Linked DNA regions of Homo sapiens: region 2 is linked to region 1. The links are chromatin loops, found by intact Hi-C in ENCODE. Cell type or tissue: MCF 10A. All regions are shown on one strand. Links, peaks and the distances in the headings refer to the core of each region. The heading gives the core; the rest is flanking DNA.

What was found. A loop is a pair of places that touch in the nucleus more often than their neighbours do. Peaks named below come from ENCODE experiments on the same cell type or tissue, not always from the same donor. Only the 100,000 strongest peaks of a DNase experiment are listed, where the experiment ranks them.
Region 2: a loop joins it to region 1, with 4 times the contacts of the local background. A loop is called at or near these places in 1 of 110 quality-filtered maps.

The regions. Positions count from the first base shown.
Region 1 is chr4:125,099,294-125,104,687 of GRCh38, reverse strand. No RefSeq gene overlaps it. Among named protein-coding and RNA genes, the nearest start is that of FAT4, 210 kb to the left of the region's middle. In MCF 10A, for the core only: no CTCF peak of the experiment used is centred there; a DNase peak (open chromatin) is centred at 2,727.
Region 2 is chr4:124,638,109-124,643,502 of GRCh38, reverse strand. No RefSeq gene overlaps it. Among named protein-coding and RNA genes, the nearest start is that of ANKRD50, 72 kb to the left of the region's middle. In MCF 10A, for the core only: no CTCF peak of the experiment used is centred there; DNase peaks (open chromatin) are centred at 1,282 and 3,262.

The DNA of each region.
Region 1 (5,394 bases), core at 245-5,244:
TGTATCTGTCTCTCTCACACCCATCTGCCTTACCCTTTCTGCAGCTGTTTATTTTTAATTTCTCCTGCAGGTGCTTTGGACTCAGAGATGGAAAGTATAGCAGAAGCTGGGGGTGAAAGATGACAGTAGAAACATGGAGATTAACTTTGGATTCCCAGGCCCTTCCCTCTGCCTTGCTATTAAAATGCATGTAGCAGGCAGACATTTATGAAAGAGGAGCACGGGGGAAAGCAAACGAGCATAGGAAGAACACAAAAACCAGAATAAAACAAAGAGAAGGGTAATCAAGTGAGATAATCCTAATGCTGTAAAGACAGGGGCACTCAAAATAATCACTGCCATCATATTTTCATTCATTTACTTTTGGTATGTTATGTTAAAGACAGGTTTGCAGTAAAGAGTGCTTTTCAAACAAAGCAGGTCTCTGCTATATAAATAAATCACATAGAGCTCTAATAATGAATAGTATATATACCATTGGATTTGGTAGTCTAACAATGTTAAGTAGTATGCCTCTTTTTAGCAATTTCATATGGTAATAATGACTGAGAATCTATTTATAATACAGGCTATTGTATCACCCATCTCCCTGTAAAAATGTTTGGTTAATGCCTTTTTTTGGAAAACCATAGGCCTTACTAAAGTAAAAACTAAGCTTTCCATTTGTTTTATTTGTTTTACAATACATGACAAATATTAGAAAAACATGTACACCATTATTGTGTTGTTACATCCTATTTTGTTTCTAAAATGGCGTTTGTTTGAAATAACTCAATAATGGTAATAATAAGCCTCTATCAATCATCTTACTTGAAATGAGACCACAGCGTTTTAAAACCATAATAGCTATGTCATTAAAGACAACTGTTTTTCTTTCATTTGGTTGCATTGGTCATTAATGGCTGCTCAATGAATAGATGGAGGAAAGAAAACCTGAGGCAAAAGGATCATAAAGTGTTATTATTAAAAGCATATTCCTTGGCATTTCACTTAAATTTACATTTCAATAGATTCTTCTCTGTTATACAATTGTTACTCGCTTTTTAAAATCATTTTTCAAACATTGTATCTTTGTATCTTTTTTGTTTATCATGCAATAACAGTTTCCAGAGCTTCTGTTATAATAAAATCAGTGGAATAGAAATGCTTTGACCTCTGTAATATGCACAATAAAGACTATGGTAAGAAAGTCACAAGCTTATGTTACACTCAAAGACAAAAATTAGGCAGAAAACAACTTATCAACCCTGCCTGCATCTATCAGCTCTTCAGGGAAGAGCATCATTTAAATCTCCTTCTCAACCAACCTGAGTAGAAGAAATATATTCACTTACCTGTCTAATCAAACAGCAAATGTAATAATTTGGCATGATTATGAGAAGAGGAAAAACTTTGTAGGCTATCAGTTTGATTTCATGATTTTTCAACATAATTCATTTCTAACAGCATGGTACATATTCTAAAGTAATTCATAAGGGTTAGTCTCTATTCTTTGAGATTTACATGGCTACTAAGGGATGTAATAAGTCAGGAAAGATATAGTACCTTGTAGTAACACTATGTGCCATAAAATGCTAAGAAGCACTTTTATGCCACTCCTTATTTCCTCCTAGGGCTCAGAAAAGGAGTATGTGGTACCACCACCAAGAATGAGAATTGATCTGCTAGCATTGCCTTTGTGTAGATTATAAAACCTGCATCATCTAAAGCTAACCTTTAGGCAAGTAGATGTCTGACTCTTGCTGAGGCATTTTGATGAATATTGTATTTGTACCACGCCATTAAACTCTAAACCATCACTACATGATGCTTTATAGATAAAATGTTTCATTAATTCTATATTTTGCTCCAATCTCAGAATGCAATTATAAGAATACAATTTTTTTTTTTTTTTTGAGACAGAGTTCACTCTGTCACCCAGGCTGGAGTGCAGTGGCGCTGTCTAGGCTCACGGCAACCTCCACCTCCTGGATTCAAGTGATTCTCCTGCCTCAGCCTCCCGAGTAGCTGGGACTACAGGCATGTGCCACCACACCCAGCTAATTTTTTTTTTTTGTGTGCATTTTTAGTAGAGAAGGGGCTTCACCATGTTAGCCAGGATGGCCTCGATCTCCTGACCTTGTAATCTGCCCGCCTCAGCTTCCCAAAGTGCTGAGATTACAGGCATGAGCCACCACTCCCTGCCATAAGAATACAAATCTAAAGATTTTTGTCACAGTTGACTTTTTGACATCACAATCCTAATAGTATTTTAGTTACATTAATGAATAACAGTAACTCTCAAAGATAGATTTTTATTTTCTAGTTTTGTAGCTACTGTGAGATTGGCAAAATTTCTGTTAATACAGAAGGAAATGTTCATATTTAAATTTTACTCATAATCTTAGGTAGAAATACTTCATATTTTGTCATCATGGAAATACTAAAAATATAGATTTATCACTTACATGACAATGCCTAACTTTTAAAATATTATACCTATATTATATATAGTGGTAAACTGCAAGAATGATATCCTTTCTTTCACTTTCCCTCCATGATTCACTGGTAGAATAATAGCTACCAGTTTCTGAAGGTTTGCTATGGGTCAGTATATGGATTACACAATTTACATATTTTTAATGCACTATTTATAACAAATGTGTGAAGGAAGGTGTCATCATCCTAATGTTTAGGTGATGAAACTGAAATACCAAAAGGTGAAATAGTTTGCCCCTAGGCAGTTAGAAAAAGGAGCTAAGATTCAATTTGGCATCAGATTCATCCCAAAGACTCCGCCTGTTGACTATTTCATACTGCTCATTTGTAATGGGGAAACTATTTCATACTGCTCGTTGGTAGTAGTGCAAACTCATTTAGGTCTCAAGGCCTGGGAATAATTCTCTATGTCTTGTGACTTTGCCTTCTGGGTGCATTTCTTTGCCCTTAGAGTTACTGTTCTTTTTTTTGAATGAGTAGCGTGTGCTTGCAGCTGAGTAGTGTTATCAGCCTGTTTCCTGCCTGTAGAATTTGGGGAGTCTGATAGATTTCTTATATTATGTCTTCTCTCTGTCCCTTTCCATTCAGGTTGGCAGTGTTTCTGCTGGGATAACATTCTCAGGAATGTTATCCATGTAGGTCTTCCATGTGTGTGTCCTAGATTCACTTAAACAGACAAGAGGCTTGTCCACATATCTTTTCTGGATAATCCCATCCCTATTTTTCATTTCTGATGAGTGAGGGAACCCATAAGTCATCTGCCTAATCCTTTCAGTGAGCCCTCTGTGAGAGGGAACATTCTGACCTTTGGATTTTTCCAGGCAGTAGCAAAAGGTTGCCCAGCCACACCTTTGGCTTTCTCTCCAGAGCATACTTTTCTGGAATGAATCTCCTAATTTTGGCCGTCTGAAAAGGCTGATAATTTCCAAAATCATCAAGTCTAGTTTCTCTTTGCTTAACATTTCTTCCTTCAATCCATCTCTTTCCTCTTACATTTTACTATAAGCAGAAAATGAAACCAACCATCCTTTCAACTCTGTTCATGGAAATCTCCTCAGCTAAATGTTTGAATTTATAGTTTCCATGTTTCGTTTACCATATAACTGCTTGCCATATTACTTGTGTCGGACATGTGTCAACTAAGCTTTCTGCCACTACATAATATTATATGATATTTCCTCCATTTTCCAATAACATATTCCTCACTCTACTGTTCAAAGCAATCTAGGCTGTTTTCATCATGTCCCTCAAAACTCTTCCAGTCCTGCCCACTGCCTAATTCCATAGCCCCTTCCACATATTTTTTATTTGTTGTAACCCACTTCCAGGTACCAAAATTAACATTTGTTTCTGATGGTTGTTATAACTGATTACCACAAATTTAGTGACTTAAAATAATACAAGTCTCATGGTTTTGGAGGTTAAAAATCCAAAATAGTCTCACTGGGCTAAAATCAAGCAGTCAACAGAACTGTGTTTTTTTCTGGAGGTTTTGGGAAAGAATCTGTTTCCTTACCCTTTGCAGCTTCTATAGGCTACCTACATCCCATGCCCCATGTCCTCCTTCTGTCTTCAAAGCCATCAACTGCATCACTGATCTCTCCTTCTGTCATTACACCTCCATCTCTGACTCTGACATTCCTGTCTGCCTCTCACTTGTAAGGACCATTGTCATTACATTCACTGAGTGCAACGTAACAATCCAAGATAACCTCTCCATCTCAAGCTCTCTAACTTAATTGCTTCTGTAATGAGGATGTGGGTGTCTGTGGCCAGCCATTATTCTGCCTACCTAGGTGTTCCTGGGCTAAGTCTTCCCCTTTGCACTTGGGGGTCCACAATCTGGTAAGCAGTTGCTCACATGCTTGGTCCAAGGAATATACTTAATACAGTCTATCCACATACACAGAGCTGTGTCTCAGATATTGTAAAGGGAGGGACATAATGGAGGAAAAAAGCAACTATCACAATAACAAAGAAAATTCTTAGCAGCTGTCCACGTCTCTATTCTTAGTTATGAAATGTTCACAGAACAGCCATCACACAAATCCAAAAATCATCACTGTAAAACAGAAAGACCAAAGCATAGTATCTCTCTCTGAAAAAATAGAAATAACTTAGCAAAGAGAATTCTGAGAGAATTTTGAGAAGATACACTACAAAATAAGGAATGAATTCCCTGACAGTGGAACAATTCCTAAAACAGAAGATCTTATATGCATTAAATATATATGTAACTTTATGTACAAACAATGAAAGTTGAAAACAGAGAAACATCCCATATTACAGACATTAGGAATAACAGAGAAAAGATAAACTATCCAGAGGACCTAAGCAGTCAGTGCAATATCCACTAAAGTAAAATCTCAGAGAGAATAAAGAAAATGGAGGGGATAAAATTATTAGAAAAAAAATCCAAGGTATATATTTTAAGATGGTCATGCCTCATTGAGCACTCACTCAGTGACTGAAAAAGTGACCTCCAGACACATGCAATCACAAAATCTTCAAGATTCAAGGAAAATAGAAGAACAAAAAAGACTAACAAATAAGAATGACCTCAGAATTCTAATTAGTAACACTAAATTCTAGAGAAAAAATAATGCCTGAAAGTTATGAGAAAATGTTTTTAAACTGGAAGTAATTAGCCAGCCAAAATAATTTTTAAAATAAGGCCATATTAAATTAGATTTTTCATACATGTATTTAACCAGGAAGCTTACTTTTTTGGACCTCTTTTAAAAAGTTACTTGGTGATAAATTTTGATCGTATACAATAAAAATGAAAAGGTTACAATTAAGTAGTTATCATAGATTTCGCAGAACAATGGGCTTCACCTATGAGTGCAATGAATATACGTCCTAGAATAATAGCTATCTGATAATCCAATACATAAACTGATGTAAATTAGAAAA
Region 2 (5,394 bases), core at 145-5,144, 460 kb after region 1:
AATTACATACATTTATTTGTGAAGAAGGTGTGGGAGCATGTAGAGATCAGGCAGAGCTCAGTTTAGGATTCAACCAAGAGTTCAACTTTACTCCATTGCCTCGTTATTAAGGACTTAACCTCTGACATTGCCTTAGTGAGAGAGCATTTATCTATGATGCTGCCTTCAAGGAGCGAGCTCTTCTTTGGTGTTAATTACTAGCATAGCAGCAGGGCCTTTCATAGACTTCTAAGAGGGACGAACACTGTGGTCATCAGGCTTTAAAATATTTTCCCCATCAAGACTTACTATGTATGATATAGATAACTTCTCTGCCTATGCTCACAGGTACTTCCTTGGAGAACAGAAGCCAAATTCTGTCATTGTTTGTCTCAGCCCTCCCCACAGGGCAGTGATGAGAGTACAAATGTGGGACCTGACCCAAGAGTGACACCCTAGAACCTTAATGAGAGAAGATAGGCAAGTATGGGCAAGGTCCCTTATTCGCCCTGCCTACACCTATTTTTAATGAAAGGTGCCTTTTAGGAAGAGTTGAAGAAGCAGTTCTTGGTTTCTGTTTTAAAAATACATCAGTCTGTTAAGGGTAAACATTAGTATTAAAGATAAAAAGTCTGAAGGTAAAGCACGAAGTTATAGTGGTTGAAGTGAGAGTCGGGACTTAACAGCAGTTAGCCCCATATAGGCGAAAGATTCTACCTAAGCAATTGTAAAAATATTTTTTAAGAGAAAGAAAACCTGCTAAGTCATTTTTGAAATTTAAGCAATGAAGAGCTAGAGAGAATTAAAATAAAACCTCAACTATGTAAGAATTGTATAATCATTTATAAAGTCTGATACAGCGTTTTTCTGAAGTATTTCCCCTTTTTTTATGGTGATCCTATTCAAATGTTAAATAAATACAGTAGCTCATAACATATGAAAGAAAAGTTTGACTCATTTCACTTAAAGCTGTTATTTAGGATGTACTTAAGTCAAATATATTCTCAATGGAGTGCTTAATAATGAAGACTTGAAGGTTATACAAAATTTCCTTCAAGGTGAAAAGTAATTTTTAAACAAGAATAACTATTTTTCTAAGGTCTGAAATGCATATTTGGGTTGGTTTAAGAACTCTCACTTTTTCAGTCAATTGGTTATTTGTTGGGAATAACAGTTATCCCTGCAATGGATGATATTCTGATCCTATTTCAAATAATAACTTAGACATAAAATTTGTCTTGAATCAGTGGGTTTTCAAACCTGGCTTGTCATCTGAATCACCTTGGCAGCTTCCCAGCATTTCTGAAAATCAGCGATGCTTACAAGTGCTGCATTGGGTCATCTAGTTCAACTTCCTCCTTTAAGAGAATGACTCAGAAAACTTAGTCTCATTCATATGACAGATCTTCTTAATCCATGTTGAATGATTTTCCATCCCCACCTCAACCCCTAAGATTTTATGTTTCTACTTTCACATCGATTTTACTAACATTCTTTCTTCCCTATAAGGGAATCCACAGTGAAGATGCATTATTTCAGAGGAGACTGGATCAATATTCCTTCTTCAACCTGTCACACAGAGAAGAGAGGCGCCTCTGTTTTCCCATCAGGGATGAGTACAGGAAACGGCAGCATATTTTCCACTTGTGAGTAATTTTTTATCTAATTTTTCAAGTTGAGAAAGATCACCATGCTGTATGAAATATAACCACAACACATAAGACATGTTATAAATTTGAATGTGTGTAGACTAAACAATATTATGGGGTTTTCTACCATTACCCTCTATAAGCATATCTAAATATCTAAAAAGCCTAAATTTCTATAAAGAAATACGTGTCAGAATTAGAGCAAGAAGTCTATCAAATGCAAGGAAACCTTTTATTTTACTTGCGTAAATGGTTCAGAGTTCCTATGTACATTCTTTACCCGGATTCTTCCAATGATAACATGTTACATTACTGCAATACATTTACTAAAACTTGGAAACTGACATTGGAGCAATACTGTAACAAAATCATAGACTAGTGTTTCACAAGTTTTTATATGTACTCTTTCTCTTTTTTTTTACAGTTATATGAAATTTTATTACATAGATTCTGAATTAGTAGTTGATGTAATTAGAAACAACAACAACAAAAAAAACAGTGGAGTTTGCAATGAAGAAGTTTAAGTTATTACTGAGTGCAGACAATGTCATTGTATACTTAGAAGAGCCCAAGTGAATAACCTGAAAAACTACCTGATAAGTAATGAGAGGTTTCAATAATGCAGTAAAGTAAAAAATACGTATTTTCAATCATTCTTACATATACAAACAATAACTGAGTACAACATGTAGTGTAACAAATATACTAAAATAGCATTTTTTAATCTATTAGTATGGCAAAAATCTCAAAACTTGATTTAAAAAAATCTCTTTTTAATAAACTCTATGAGAAATAGGCATGCTCACACATTGCAGATAGGAGTAGAAACTGCCACAATCCCTACGAAAAGCAATTTACTTATGATATTAGAAAATTATAAATTCATTTACTCTTTGACCCAGCAATCCCATTTTGGTAGTTTACCTACAGATATGCCTATACCTGTTTGAAATTATGTATATACAACTTTATTCATTGAAGCATTATTTGAATAATTAAAAGATAATTGACCAACAATAATGAAAGTATAGCACAAAAATAAAAATGATAATGGCAAGAAATTTGAAAACCATGCCCATTAGTAGAGACTGATTAAATAAATTATTGTCTATTTAATGAAACGTTCTGCAACTGTAAAAAAAAAAAAAAGAATGAGGTAGCTATTTATGTACCAATCTTTAGTAAAGATTAGTAAAACTCTCCAAGATATTCTATTATGTGAGAAAAAAACTTGGTGTAGAACAGTATGTATCTTATGCTTCCTTTTTCATAAGAAAGGTGACAAAATGTCTTCATGAAACAACCACTGGAAGGGCACATAAAAAGCTGATCACATGGTTTATGTATGGAAAGAGGGGAATAGAAACTCTCAGCTCACATGGCAAAGATGGAGGTAGACTTTTCACTGGATACTTCTATTTATTTACCAAGTGAATGTATTCTCAATTTAAAATAAGTCAATGAAACTGACAAATTTGTTTCTTTGAACTTCTTTTTCAGCTCAAATTTTGAAATATTATTTATTCGTTAGGGGCCCTTTTAGTCATTTTTTTCTGAATGCAAGTAGGTCCCATCTGCCAATTTTTACATTGGCTGGAGTCATGCCATGGTGACTCATTACAGTGTCACCTTAGCATGCCATGGTTGCAATCCCATGGACTAGCTAAGGATGCAAAACTTATTTCCTGCCTGAACTGCAGGACTTAGTGAAGGCGTGAACTTTTTTAGTCAGGCTTAATTTCAAATCTGGTATTTACCATTTCCTAGCACTTTGACCTTAGGCAAATTACGTAACCTCTCACATCTTGTTTCCTTTATTTAAAATTAAGATAATATACTCACTACAAGGTTGTGAAGATTAAAGGAGTTAACATTATGAAACACCTGTTGAAGCACTAAATAAATGTTAGTTGCCCTTTTCTTTTTCTCTTTGATTTCCACATGGCTTGCTAAATTAGGCAAACTATTTTAAATTAACTGACTTGAGTCAAATGTGTCTCTTATTTATTCATTAATAACTTTTATAGTTATTTGAGGAGTTGATTATTATGATTACGAGTAGTTCTGATTTAACTCTACTCATACAAATTCTGCTTTTTTCTGATATTGTGACTAAGACTATAATTGGCCATCTAAATGTTCAAACTAGTTAAATAGTCTTAATGCATAGCATATTCCTTCATAAGATGCTAATTGGTGGCTTATGGATTTTTTGGAAAAAGTTTATTTCATCAAAACTCTAAATAGATTTTTGATACAGACAAGCTTATCTTTTTCCCTGAGTAGTCAGAATTGATTTTATTGTATGAAACTATATGCTTTGATTTAGAGGCTAGAAGTAGAACATTTATTCCTGAATAATATCATGTTAGTAATAGAGGTGAGGCAGAGATAAATAAGAAAAAGATGAAAGCAGATTAAAAGTCAGATTAACATCTGCAATAAACTTTATCTTCAAAGATTAGTAAATATTCTGAAATATTCTCCTTAGAAAAATGAAGCTACAAGTTAGCTCATCCAGTAGGTATCTGTGATTTATTTGAGAATTCCCAAGCGTACAATTACTGAGACTTATTAAAACTAATGAACTGTCAAAAAAAAAAAAAAAAAAAAACCTTGTTCTGACAGTTCTGACAAGATGGTAAGGAAGACTTTATTACAGAACCATTGCAATAGGTATAAAAGCTATCAAAATACTGGAAAGAAATCAGGCTCAATTCTGAATACAGCAAAAACTAGTGGGAGATTTATAACAAAAGAGCAGTTTGGAGAGTCGTTGGTAGACAAAAAATTACTAAAAGGAGACATGAAGGGCAGCAGGGGTTCTGGTGAAACTGACCTAACAAGACTCTTGCTGAAGGCAGGCCAGAATGGTCAGGTATTGATGGTAGGGCATGAGGAATCTGATTATTAATAGATACTAAGAGTGATCAAATATCAAGGGTTGAGAGATTCTCTCTGAATTAACTTAGCAGGATTCTTGCTATAACTGGACCCCAGGAAAACAGGGAAACCTGAGGTTGAAGCCTAGCTGAGAAGAGGGCTCAGAGGAGCCTGACTACAGTTTGGTCAAAGAGAGTCTTTGTCAGAAACTTATAGCTGAAAGTCAAGACTAAAAAATGAGACACGTTTACACACTTCTTCAAAGGGCTGGCATTTGGCCCCCAAATTCATTTCTGAAAAATTATCCTGAAATTTAATGTTATAAGTGAAATGGTTATCCTTGAGGACAATCTATAATGGAAATAATATTGCAAGATTTGTAGCTGTGTTTGATTCATCACAGCATTACAATATGAAAAAGAGCCAAAGGACGACAAAAATTGCATATTGACGAAATGAACAAAGCCAGCTTTCTCATCATCATCTCTTGCCTTTATTGGATGAAAGCACTTTTCACCAAGTTCTGAGAAAAAAAAATATGTCCTTAGAACCATGTTGACCAATAACATCACAAATGGCCCCTGTAATTGTCTCTAAACAGTATTTTTTTAAAAAATAGAATGCATAGAAAAAAAAAGGACCAAAGCTTTAGTGTTTTTGTTTTGTTTTGTTTTGTTTTGTTTTAATGGGAAAAGCCTTTCCTTGATGTGCATGAAGATGCAGTTTCTATTAGCCTTTATGTGGGACATATGCCTGCACCGATGGTGAATTCTTTCAATCAAGTTATAGGTAGAAAGGTCATAAGAAAGAGAGAAACATTGGTATGAAGCTTCTTACAGAGCATGTTGTTGAAAATGTAACCAAATCCATCACCTCAAGCATT